2 separate regions of the Homo sapiens genome follow, and region 2 is linked to region 1. The links are chromatin contacts, found by Hi-C or POLR2A ChIA-PET in ENCODE. All regions are on one chromosome and are shown on one strand. Each heading gives the region's core, a stretch centred on a gene start or an enhancer-like site at or near the end of the contact. The rest is flanking DNA. Distances are from core to core; before and after follow the strand shown.

Evidence for each region. Hi-C counts contacts between places; a loop is a spot of excess contacts on that map. ChIA-PET counts read pairs that join two places held with the same protein, here RNA polymerase II (POLR2A). Pooled maps may share reads with other maps.
Region 2: a loop to region 1 is called in a map of PC-9, with 3 times the contacts of the local background. The contact joins the promoter of PAIP1 here to the enhancer-like site in region 1. A Hi-C loop is called at or near these places in 2 of 168 maps with a recorded cell type or tissue (PC-9 and chondrocyte) and 2 of 50 pooled maps. POLR2A ChIA-PET finds 5 or more read pairs at or near these places in 1 of 52 experiments (H1).

The regions. Positions count from the first base shown.
Region 1 is chr5:43,426,030-43,431,265 of GRCh38, reverse strand. No RefSeq gene overlaps it. Among named protein-coding and RNA genes, the nearest start is that of CCL28, 16 kb to the right of the region's middle. Within about 2 kb of position 3,070, at least 6 of the 41 ENCODE cell types and tissues checked have a DNase peak (open chromatin) inside an H3K27ac peak, as active enhancers do; they include PC-9, where a contact is called at or near this core.
Region 2 is chr5:43,554,485-43,559,720 of GRCh38, reverse strand. PAIP1 (poly(A) binding protein interacting protein 1) reads left to right here and starts at 2,644. Exons shown (of 11, transcript NM_006451.5): 1 at 2,644-3,139; 2 at 3,722-3,891. The coding sequence starts at 2,875. RefSeq lists a silencer at 2,349-3,208.

The DNA.
Region 1 (5,236 bases), core at 1,821-4,320:
ATCTTTGGAGGCCATTACTATATTCTACCTGCTATGATTGCTTCAGTATTTTCAGTTGTTGTAGTTTGTTAGTGGTTTTGTTTGTTTAATACAAGCTGGTGGGCCACCTCCCGTACTCCTGAAACCACTTTCTAAAGTCACTATGACCTGGACATCGCTGTGTTCCTGGTGTCTTTGGAGAAGTCACTCATCTGTTCTGAGCCAACGAGGGATAGGCCAGATGCTTCCCAAGATTCCTTCCTGCTCTATTTTTTTATACTCTCCAGCTCTTTGTCCAAGTAATGCTGGGGCTCCTCAAATTCTGGGGAAATGGCCTGCAACTTGCCTTGTCAGTTAAGTTCATTCTTGGGATATGTTTTTCTCCCTCAATATCAACACTTTTGGTTGTATTTTTCCTTTATTTTCTCCATGTAGAACTACTGCATCTTTAGAAAAACCCTTTCTCTATTCTCCATGAAAAAAATTTTAATTCATAAAAGTCTTATCAGGGCCAGGCGTGGTGGCTCACACCATAATCCCAGCACTTTGGGAGGCTGAGGTGGGCGGATTACCTGAGGTCAGAAGCTCAAGACCAGCCTCGCCAACATGGTGAAACTCCATCTCTACTAAAAATACAAAAATTAGCCAGTGTGGTGGCACATGCCTGTAATCCCAGCTACTCAGGAGGCTGAGGCAGGAGAATCACTTGAACCTGGGAGGCAGAGGTTGCAGTGAGCCAAGATCATGCCGCTGCACTCCAGCCTGGGTGACAGAGTGAGACTCCGTTGCCAAAAAAAAAAAAAAAGTCTTATCAGTTGAACGTTCATAGCCCTTTTGATGAAAATGAATACAATATTTGCCCTCACAGAATACTGGTTCAGTTAGCAATTGAACAAATGTTTAATGTGTTCCTATAATGTAGCAGGCCTTGTATTAAAAACTAATATTCTAATGGTGGAAAAAACCAGGCCCCATCTTAAAATATCTCCTAGGCTAGTTGGAAGATGGACAGGGAGACAGGACATTTCAGTATAGGGTGGTAAGTGCTGCAGTCAGGTCAAGCACAGGGGCTTGGAGGTCCCCCTAGGGCAGACAGGGAAGCTCCCTGAGAACCAATAGCTGAGCAAGAGGTCTTCAGGTGAAAGTGAATAAGGTGATGGAGAACTGCTGAGAAGCTCCCTGAAGGCAGAGGGAATAGCATTTACAAAAGCCTTGAGTGGCAGCTGGTCAGTGGGGTTGTAGGAAACGCAGGAGCAGAGTGTTTGAGGTGGGAGAGTGACAACAGTTGAAGTCGGTAAGCTAACCAGAACTGGGTCCTGGAGAACCCTGTATACCTTTTAAGGACTTAGGAACTTACCTTGAGGCAATGCAGAAGCATTGCAAGGTTTAAGCCTGAGAATGGCATGATCAGGCTTGCCTTTCTTTCTAGAGGTGATAATTGGGAGCTGAATCCAAAAGCTCCCAGATTTTAATTGGTGTCTTTTAGCTATGTACACTTCCCATCAAGAACTTCAGAGGCTAGAGGCATAGCAGCTAAGAAGCCTCTATACAGACTCAGTATAATGTGAGCTGCCTCTTAATATGGGCTATTTACAATCTAAAAATAAAGCACTGAAGGCTGGGTGCACTGGTTCATGCCTGTAATCCCAGCACTTTGGAAGGCCAAGGCGGGCTGATCACTTGAGGTCAGTTCAAGACCAGCCTGGCCAATGTGGTAAAACCCCATCTCTACTAAGAATACAAAAATTAGCGGGGCATAAAACTACAAAAATACAGGTGGTGGGCCCCTGTAGTCCCAGCTACTAGGGAGGCTGAGGAAGGAAAATCACTTGAACCTGGGAGGCAGAGGTTGCAGTGAGCCGAGACTGGGCCACTGCACTCCAGCCTGGGCGACAGAGAGAGATTGTCTCAAAAAAACAAACAAACAAAAAAACCAAAACAGCAACAACAACAACAAAAAACCCACTAAAAATAATATGTAAACAAAAGTCACCCCTACCTTAAGCAAACCAGACACATTCCCTGCCCCCTGGATTGTAGCCTTTTTGGATCAAGTCCAGCTTCTGCGCAGAGCGCTGGACTGTTTGCAGTGCCTAGAACTGAACATGGTCTGGCTCCCTATGCACATGCTGTTCTCCGAGAAGCTCTTCCTCCACCACTTAAATATCTGGGTAGCCGTTACTTAAGAGAGAGTTCCTCAAGTGTGTCCTGTTCTGTAGAATATCTTAGACCTTCTCAATCTGACTCCAAGACGGAGCTACGGCTCCCACTTGAGTACATTCTTCTGCATCCTTCTGTTGTGTGGTTATCACATTAATGTGGTGGCAAGAGCTAAATGCTTTTCCTGTCCTTTTCTTATTCAGCTACTTCATCCCCCCACCCCTGCCCCCGCCCCACACCACCACCACAAAGGCCAGGAAAGAAGCCTTGTAATTAGAACATGTGTGGACATGCACCACTTATTATCAGTTAGTGTAGTATGCTCAGTCAAGGCAAACGCCATCTTAGTATAGTAGCCCTAGGATATTAGTTAATAAGAAATCAGTTCGAAGATACGTTAGTGAAAGGGATAGGACTTTCTCACCTCACTGGGAGTTCAAAAGAAAATTAATTTGGGGATGCTGAACCAACCATAGCCCAGAAGGGAAGAACTTCACAGTGTTTCCCTCACCCTTACCTTTTGCTGAGTAACAATAACTTGGCAGAGAGGAAGGGACCAGGATGCAAATTCTGCATATCCCCAGATGACACTGATAAGGATTAACACTTGATTATTTCCACAGAGGGATGCCAGAGCCTGGGGTGAAGGAACACTGAAGCCAGGTCAGCTATGGGGAGGAGGCTGCAGGGAGGTAGTAGCAGTGGGGAGAGATTGGAAATGATGTCCACATGGAGAGGCCCTCTGATGGCCCAGGCAGCAGGCCCTGCAGGAGGCCCAGGCAGGTGAAGATGTTCTCCCAAAGAAAGAATGACTCAAACAGTACATGTTCACTTAGAAAAAAAACAAGGAAATATCAGGAAAATTGATGGATGAGGCATACTAGAGGTTCCCACACTTTCTTGGCTCACAGTTGATGCCCTTAATGTCTCAGTAATTTTTTTTAACTGCACCACTAGTCCGAAAGAAATAACAGTTTCTGTTTTTGTTTGTTTTTTGAGACAGAGTCTCGCTCTGTCACCCAGGCTGGAATGCAATGGCGCAATCTCGGCTCACTGCAACTTCCACCTCCCAGATTCAAGCCATTCTCCTGCCTCAGCCTCCCGAGTAGCTGGGATTACAGGTGACTGCCACTATGCTTGGCTAATTTTTGTATTTTTAGTAGAGACGGGGTTTCACCATGTTGGTCAGGCTGGTCTCAAACTCCTGACCTCAGGTGATCCGCCCGTCTCAGCCTGCCACAGTGCTGGGATTACAGATGTGAGTCAGCACGCCTGGCCAGTTTCTGTTATTTAGTTAGATTTGAACAACCTAATGGTATTAGTTGTGCCATGTCCAACAGATGTCTCTGTTTCTCTGAAAATTTTAAAATATCTTACAGCACCACTGAGTTTGTTTCAGCATTCTAGGTTGCCTCAGCACATAGTTTGGGAACTGCATTGTTAATTTTAATAATTAATATTGAATGCTTACATTAGTTTTGAGAACTCCAGCAGTCAACTGGACTGCTGAGAGGGACTAATTGGTCCCTTTCACTAACGTATCTTTGAACTGGTTTTGTATTAACTAATAATATCCTGGGGCTACTATACTAAGATGGTGTTTGCCTTGACTGAGCCTACTACACTAACTGATAATAAGTGGTGCATGTCCACACGTGTTCTAATTACAAGGCTTGTCTAGTCAATCCTAGACAAGACGAAGACCCAGCTGAAGACCTGTAAGAGTGGTTGTGTTTGACTTTCCCCATGAAAGAAAATCACCTTGAGAGCAGACACATTGTCTCCATCTCTAGGATACAGACGTTGTCTCCATCTCTAGAATGGATACATTCCCTAGGGCTGTGCTCAGCACAAGGTGGGGACTCAACACATTTTTGTTAAATGAATGAATGACTGAATGGCTGTATCTATTTCATCCTTCCTCCCTTTTTTTTTTTTTAAGAAGATGAGCTGAGGTGTCCTAGACATTTCTAACTCAGAATTCTTCCCTGAAGAGCCTTATAGTGTCAGCCCAAAGAAGGAAAACAATCATCAAAGTCAGTGACCAATACCTAAGCTTAAAATTTCACTTGTTCTTCACTCTAAAGCAGGGGTCCCCAACTCTAAGGCCATGGACCAGTACCATTCCATGGCCTGTTAGGAACCTGGTTGCACAGCAAGAGGTGAGTGGCAGACAAGTAAGTATTATAGCCTGAGCTCTGCCTCCCGTCAGATCAGCGGCAGCATTAGGTTCTCATAGGAGCTTGAACTCTATTGTGAACTGCACATGCTAGGGATCTAGGCTGCACCCTCCTTATGAGAATCTAATGCCTGATGATCTGAGGTGGAATAGTTTCATCCTGGAACCATCCCGTCCATGGAAAAAATTGTCTTCTATGAAATCGGTCCTTGGTGCCAAAAAGGTTGGGGACCACTGCCCTAAAGGAAGCAGAAGGGGAAAAGTGCTTTAGGAATACTAAAACAAGAAAAAGAAAAATGGACAATACTTTGATGTTTTATTACTTAAGGTTGTGGCATCTTTTTCTTGATGCTTTTAAAGAAAAGGATAGATAAATTATTGGAATGGTTTGGTTACAGGCTAGCTGTGAGAGAGGGGAATAAATTAATCAACCTTTTTGTGGAAGGTTGACAGCAATATTTCAGGCCCTCATGCTCTTACAGAACCTTGACACTCTACGTCAAGAGGTGAAGTCTATTTTCCCTCTCCTTAAACTTGGATAGGATTTTGTGACTGCTCTGACTAATCAAATGCAACAGAAGTGAACTTAATTTCCAAGACAGAACCTAAAAGGCAACATAGCTTCCATCTGGCTCTCTCTCTCACTCATGGGATACTTAACTTTGGAACCCAGTCACCGTGCTGTGAGGTAGTCAAGCTAGCCACATGGAGGGGCCCATGTGGACAGGAATTAAGGTTCCTGGTCGACAGCCAGCATCAACTGCCAGATATGGGAATGAGGTGAGTCCTCCAGATGATTCCAGCTCCCAGCCTCCAAACCCTCCAACTGGTGCTGACTGGGGCAGACATGAGTCATCCCTGCCAAGCCTTACCCTGTTTAAAGAACAGATTCATGAGCAAAATAAATGCTGTGGTTGT
Region 2 (5,236 bases), core at 1,395-3,894, 130 kb before region 1:
TATTACAACATATTTTCCAATTTGTCCAAATTTAGTTCTACTCTCCTTTCACCATAAATTAATAAAAAAGGCATACACGTGGATGAGGAGCACTTTGATGATTCTCTTTAGGGAGTTCCACATGGTGTTCACACGTTCATGTGTTTCTGTCTATGCATTTTGCAATACCTGCCAGTTAGCTCTAAAACAGTCCCAAGATGGATCTGAGCCCTTGCGGTATCTTGGCACCTTTTATGTAAAGTGAAAATATTGGAATGTCTATCTCACAGGATATGAGGATAAAATAAAATGATAAAATAAAAGCTCTTAAAAGGTGACTGACGCATAATAAATATTAGATATTTTTATTATCATGATGCAAAATCCATTCGTGTTATCTCCAAGTCCACCATCCACACATTATAAGAATAGGGCAAAAGTTATACAGTAACAAATACAGAGAAGGCAAAGGATATCTTACCTAATTTTCCTAACAAGAGGGTGTGAAGATGTCGTGACATCACCATGGATGCAGAATGGCCTTATCTTCACATGGGAAAGTCCCAGTTGTTAGAAAAGGTGCTGTTCATCATAAAAGTTTTAAGGGGAAATGAAAAGGTGGTGAGTGCAAACAAAAGCTTGGGGCAGAGTTGGGGCATCTACTTCAGTGGAACATAACTCATTGTTAGTTTTTTAGCATAGTTTATGGGTCTTTCCTGTATGATAAAAAAGTCCAGGCAAGAAGTGACTGGTGACCACATACAATAATGAATTTGAAAATATTAAAATTGTAATTTTTAAATTGTAATCTTGTCTCTGCAATATATGCTGAGTGTTACCACACAGTTATTATTTTACAGATGAGGAAAGTGAGGCTCAGAGAAGCTAAACCCCTTACTTACTCAAAATCACACAGACAGCAATAGTCAAGAGTGGAATCCCAACTAAGCTCTGGCAGACTGAATCCTAAACTTTCCGTACACCGAAGAGCCACACGTACTGCTGGCTTCCTTCCCTGACTTCATTATTTTGCCTAACATCAATAGCATGAACCATTTATTCATGATTGCCCTCGGTGAAGCCATTTTCTCATTCGTTTAGGGGAAGACATTGTTTTCTTTATTAATGAGAAGAGAAAACGGTTAACAAGAGTTTGTGTCCCTAATTGAAATGATTCTTAAGATGAAAAGATAGAAAAACATGAAACCCTGCTTAAAACAAAAGGCTAAAATCAGAATTTATGGAGATGGATCAATCCAACAGTAAAGAAATCAATTTTTCCTTCCTTGTCGTTACTTATATTCATCTATCCTTTATTTGGCATTAATACTGTCAGGCCTGACAAAAACAACAATTTACATATTAATAAAATCTAGAATTGTGCTGTGCAACGCAGTAGCCACTAGCCACATGTGGCTCTTGAGCCCTTGAAATGTGCCAATCCCGACTAAGATGTGCCATAAGTGTAAAATATACACTGGATTTCAACTAGTATCTAAAAAACAGAGAAAATATTTAATATTTTAAATCGCATGTTAAAAAACCATTTTGAACATAATGGATTAAATAAATTTAAATTAATTTCACCTGGTTTTTGTTTTGTTTTGTTTTGTTTTTTGAGACAGAGTTTGGCTCTTGTTGCCCAGGCTGGAGTGCAACGGTACGATCTCGGCTCACTGCAACCTCTGCCTCCTGCGTTCAAGCGATTCTCCTGCCTCAGCCTCCAGAATAGCTAGGATTACAGGCATGTGCCACCACGCCCGGCTAACTTTGTATTTTTAGTAGAGACGGGGTTTCTCCATGTTGGTCTGGCTGGTCTCGAACTCCCGACCTCAGGTGATCCGCCCCCCTCGGCCTCCCAAAGTGCTGGGATTACAGGCGTGAGCCACTGCGCCTGGCCACACCTGTTTCTTTTCACTCATTTAATGTGGCTTCTCCAAAATGTAAAATTACATAAGTGGCTTGCATTTGTGGCTCGCATTATATTTTCATTGGACAGCACTGATGCAAGATGAAAAAGAGGGCAGAGTTACACTGAAAGGTAGCACATTTTCTTGAAATTTCTGGAGGGGAAGGTTAACGGGAAGAGAACGAAGCTTGTTAAACGTAGGTGTGACCTACTGTGGTAAACACCTAGGGTGAATTAAAGAGGGGACACATATTTTGATTCCGTTTCTACTCCCTTCCCCCGATGCTAACGGAGCAGGTGACAGTCTCCCAGGGACCACTCCTCAGCAGTCCGCGGGTCTCGGCCGGAGCCGAGTCATTGAACACACCTGTGCGCCAGCGAACCCTGGCGCAGGGTCCACGCCCCCTCCCCCCGTGTTTTTATTTCCCGGGCGTCAACTGTCGGTCTCGCACGTCTCTCCTGAGAACTACCGAGTAGGTCGGGCCTGCCTGTGGTAAGCGTCCCCCTCACCCCTCATCCCTCATCCCCCCCAGCCTGGCCCCGGAACCGAGATGCCCCTGCCCGAGCCTGGCTGCGGGCCGGCAGGTGGCCAAGACGCCACTCGGCGGGCGGCCTGCTGGGCCCGGCGGCCGGCCAGCCGCGAACTGGAGGATCCTCGCGGGCGCGTCCCGGGCCTCCGGGCCGCAGGGGGCCGCTGTGACCCGCCTGCGCCCCTGCCGCGCCGAAGGCGGGGAGCCGGGTTTTGGGGGAGAACTGGAAAGCCGAGGGTAGCCGAGCGGGGCGGGCGCTCTGGAGCGGCGGGTGCTCGGGCTGCCGTCCGCTCCGCCAGAAGCACCGAGCAGCCGAGCCGGGGCCCGCCGCCCTCCTCCTCCATGAGGCCCGAGTGAGGCGCGGCGGCTATAGCCGACCCGCGGCGCCTTCCCCCCGCGTCCTATCGCGAGCGCAGCGGCAGCGGCCCCTGGAGGAGGAGGCGGAGGAGGAGGAGCATGTCGGACGGTTTCGATCGGGCCCCAGGTGCTGGTCGGGGCCGGAGCCGGGGCCTGGGCCGCGGAGGGGGCGGGCCTGAGGGCGGCGGTTTCCCGAACGGAGCGGGGCCTGCTGAGCGGGCGCGGCACCAGCCGCCGCAACCCAAAGCCCCGGGCTTCCTGCAGCCACCGCCGCTGCGCCAGCCCAGGACGACCCCGCCGCCAGGGGCCCAGTGCGAGGTCCCCGCCAGCCCCCAGCGGCCTTCCCGGCCCGGGGCGCTCCCAGGTACGGAGCAGCTCTAAGGGCCCCAGTCCTCCTTGGCGAACGCTTCCCCACGGCCCTCCACGCGTGCCGAGGCCCGACGCGCTGTCTGCGGTCCCCACCCCCGGTTCCCCGAAAGCATTCCCCGAGAGGGCCGCGTGACCGGGTAGGGACGGGCCCGGAACCGGGTTTGGAAGGTGTCTGCTGGAATCCTTTGTGCGCCTGGCTGGGGGGAGGGGCCGGGTGCGCGGTCTCGGAGTTCGGGGTCCCGGGAGGAAGTAAAAATCGCCTCCCCTCAGCAGCCCTCTAAAGCGAGACCCTAGCGAGTAACCACCTCTTTTCCACCGACCCCTTTAAAACGACAGAGAGGAAAAAAGCTCGCAAGCACTCATTTGAGAGGCAGGTATGCCCATAACGGAGTCACAGCAAGTCTATTGTTCCTTTTTGTAGGCTGTCTGTACACATTCCGGCGATAACCATAAATTTCATGATGGTTCCTGTTTAACTCTTAAAAACAGACGCTTTTCAGATGGTTTTTCAGTATATAGCAAGTTGCTGTACAAAGGAAAGAATGCATCTGACGCCCCGTTTTTTTTTCTTTTGCAGAGCAAACGAGGCCCCTGAGAGCTCCACCTAGTTCACAGGATAAAATCCCACAGCAGAACTCGGAGTCAGCAATGGCTAAGCCCCAGGTGGTTGTAGCTCCTGTATTAATGTCTAAGCTGTCTGTGAATGCCCCTGAATTTTACCCTTCAGGTTATTCTTCCAGTTACACAGTAAGTACACCCTTTTTCCTACAACTCTGGGTTAATTTACTGGAATAATGTGGTTGTTACTTTGTTAATCAGAGTATGTTTGTGCTTTCTGTACTACACGTAAAAAAATTTTTTTATTGTGAATGTTTTGAATTATTGAACTCAGAAGGAAACAAAGCTGATTCAGAAATACATTTTGTAGTTATATTCAAGGTATTAGAATGTAAGCTTGAGATACACATCTGTGTTCTTGTTTCTAGTGATTATTCCATTATGTTAAAATAGACATAGTTTTGATCCTAATTATTGTATGCAGAAATGTCCTACGGGGTTGTGATAAAGTATTTACATAGGTATAAAGAATGTTTAAACTTTCAGTTTTTCTTTGTCACTTATATAACAACTTTAAAAAATAGTCACTTTTCTTAAATAGCCGTACAAAGCACAGTTGGAATATGTAGAAAGGAATTTGTTGTACTGGATAAACCCAGATGAGTAAATGCATAGGGATTAATTATAGAGAAGTGGGAGGGAATCATTGGAGAAATGATTGATGATACTTTAGCTTAAATCCTGTCTTTCCTATCTTCTTAGTTTTATTGAAGTATAGCAGAGAATAGTGTACTTAAGTGTTAGCTCAGTCTCATAAAGTGAACACTCAACTAACCAGCATCCCAGTCAGGAAATAGAACATTATCAACATCCCGAAAACCCACTCTGTCTCCTTCCAGTTGTTCTTGATGTCCAAGTATAGCACTGTTTTGACTTCATAGGATAGTTTTGCCTGTGTTCAAAGTTTATATAAATAAAGTCATATAGAATATATTCTTTCTCACTTTCAATATCAAGATTACTCCATATTGTAGCATATAATTGGAGGTGACTTATTTTTATAACATTCCATTGCATGAATATATCCCATTTGTCTGTTGATGAACGTTGGTAGCTTTCACTCTTGGGTTATTATGAATAGGGCACATTTTGTGTCTTGCTGGCTGTATGCCTTTATTTCTTTTTGGTATATTACCAAGGTATGGAGTTGCTGGGACTTAGGGTAGCCAGCTTTAGCAGAGACTGCCAAGTAGTTTTCCAGAGATTGTTCCACTGTACATTCTGAGTAGTGTATGATTTCCAGTTACTCTGCTTCCTGGTCGGCACTTGGTATTTTCTGTTTAACCATTCTGGTGGGCATATAGTATCTAGTTGTGGTTTTAATTTATATTTCCCTTATAACTGATAATGACACACCTTTTTTATTACCTCTTTTTGGCTCTCCTTCCATATTTGACAGTAAAAGTATGGAAAAAGCTGTGTTCCATGTTTTAGATACTCCATGATTCTTATGCTGTATAGGAAAAAGCTTTGG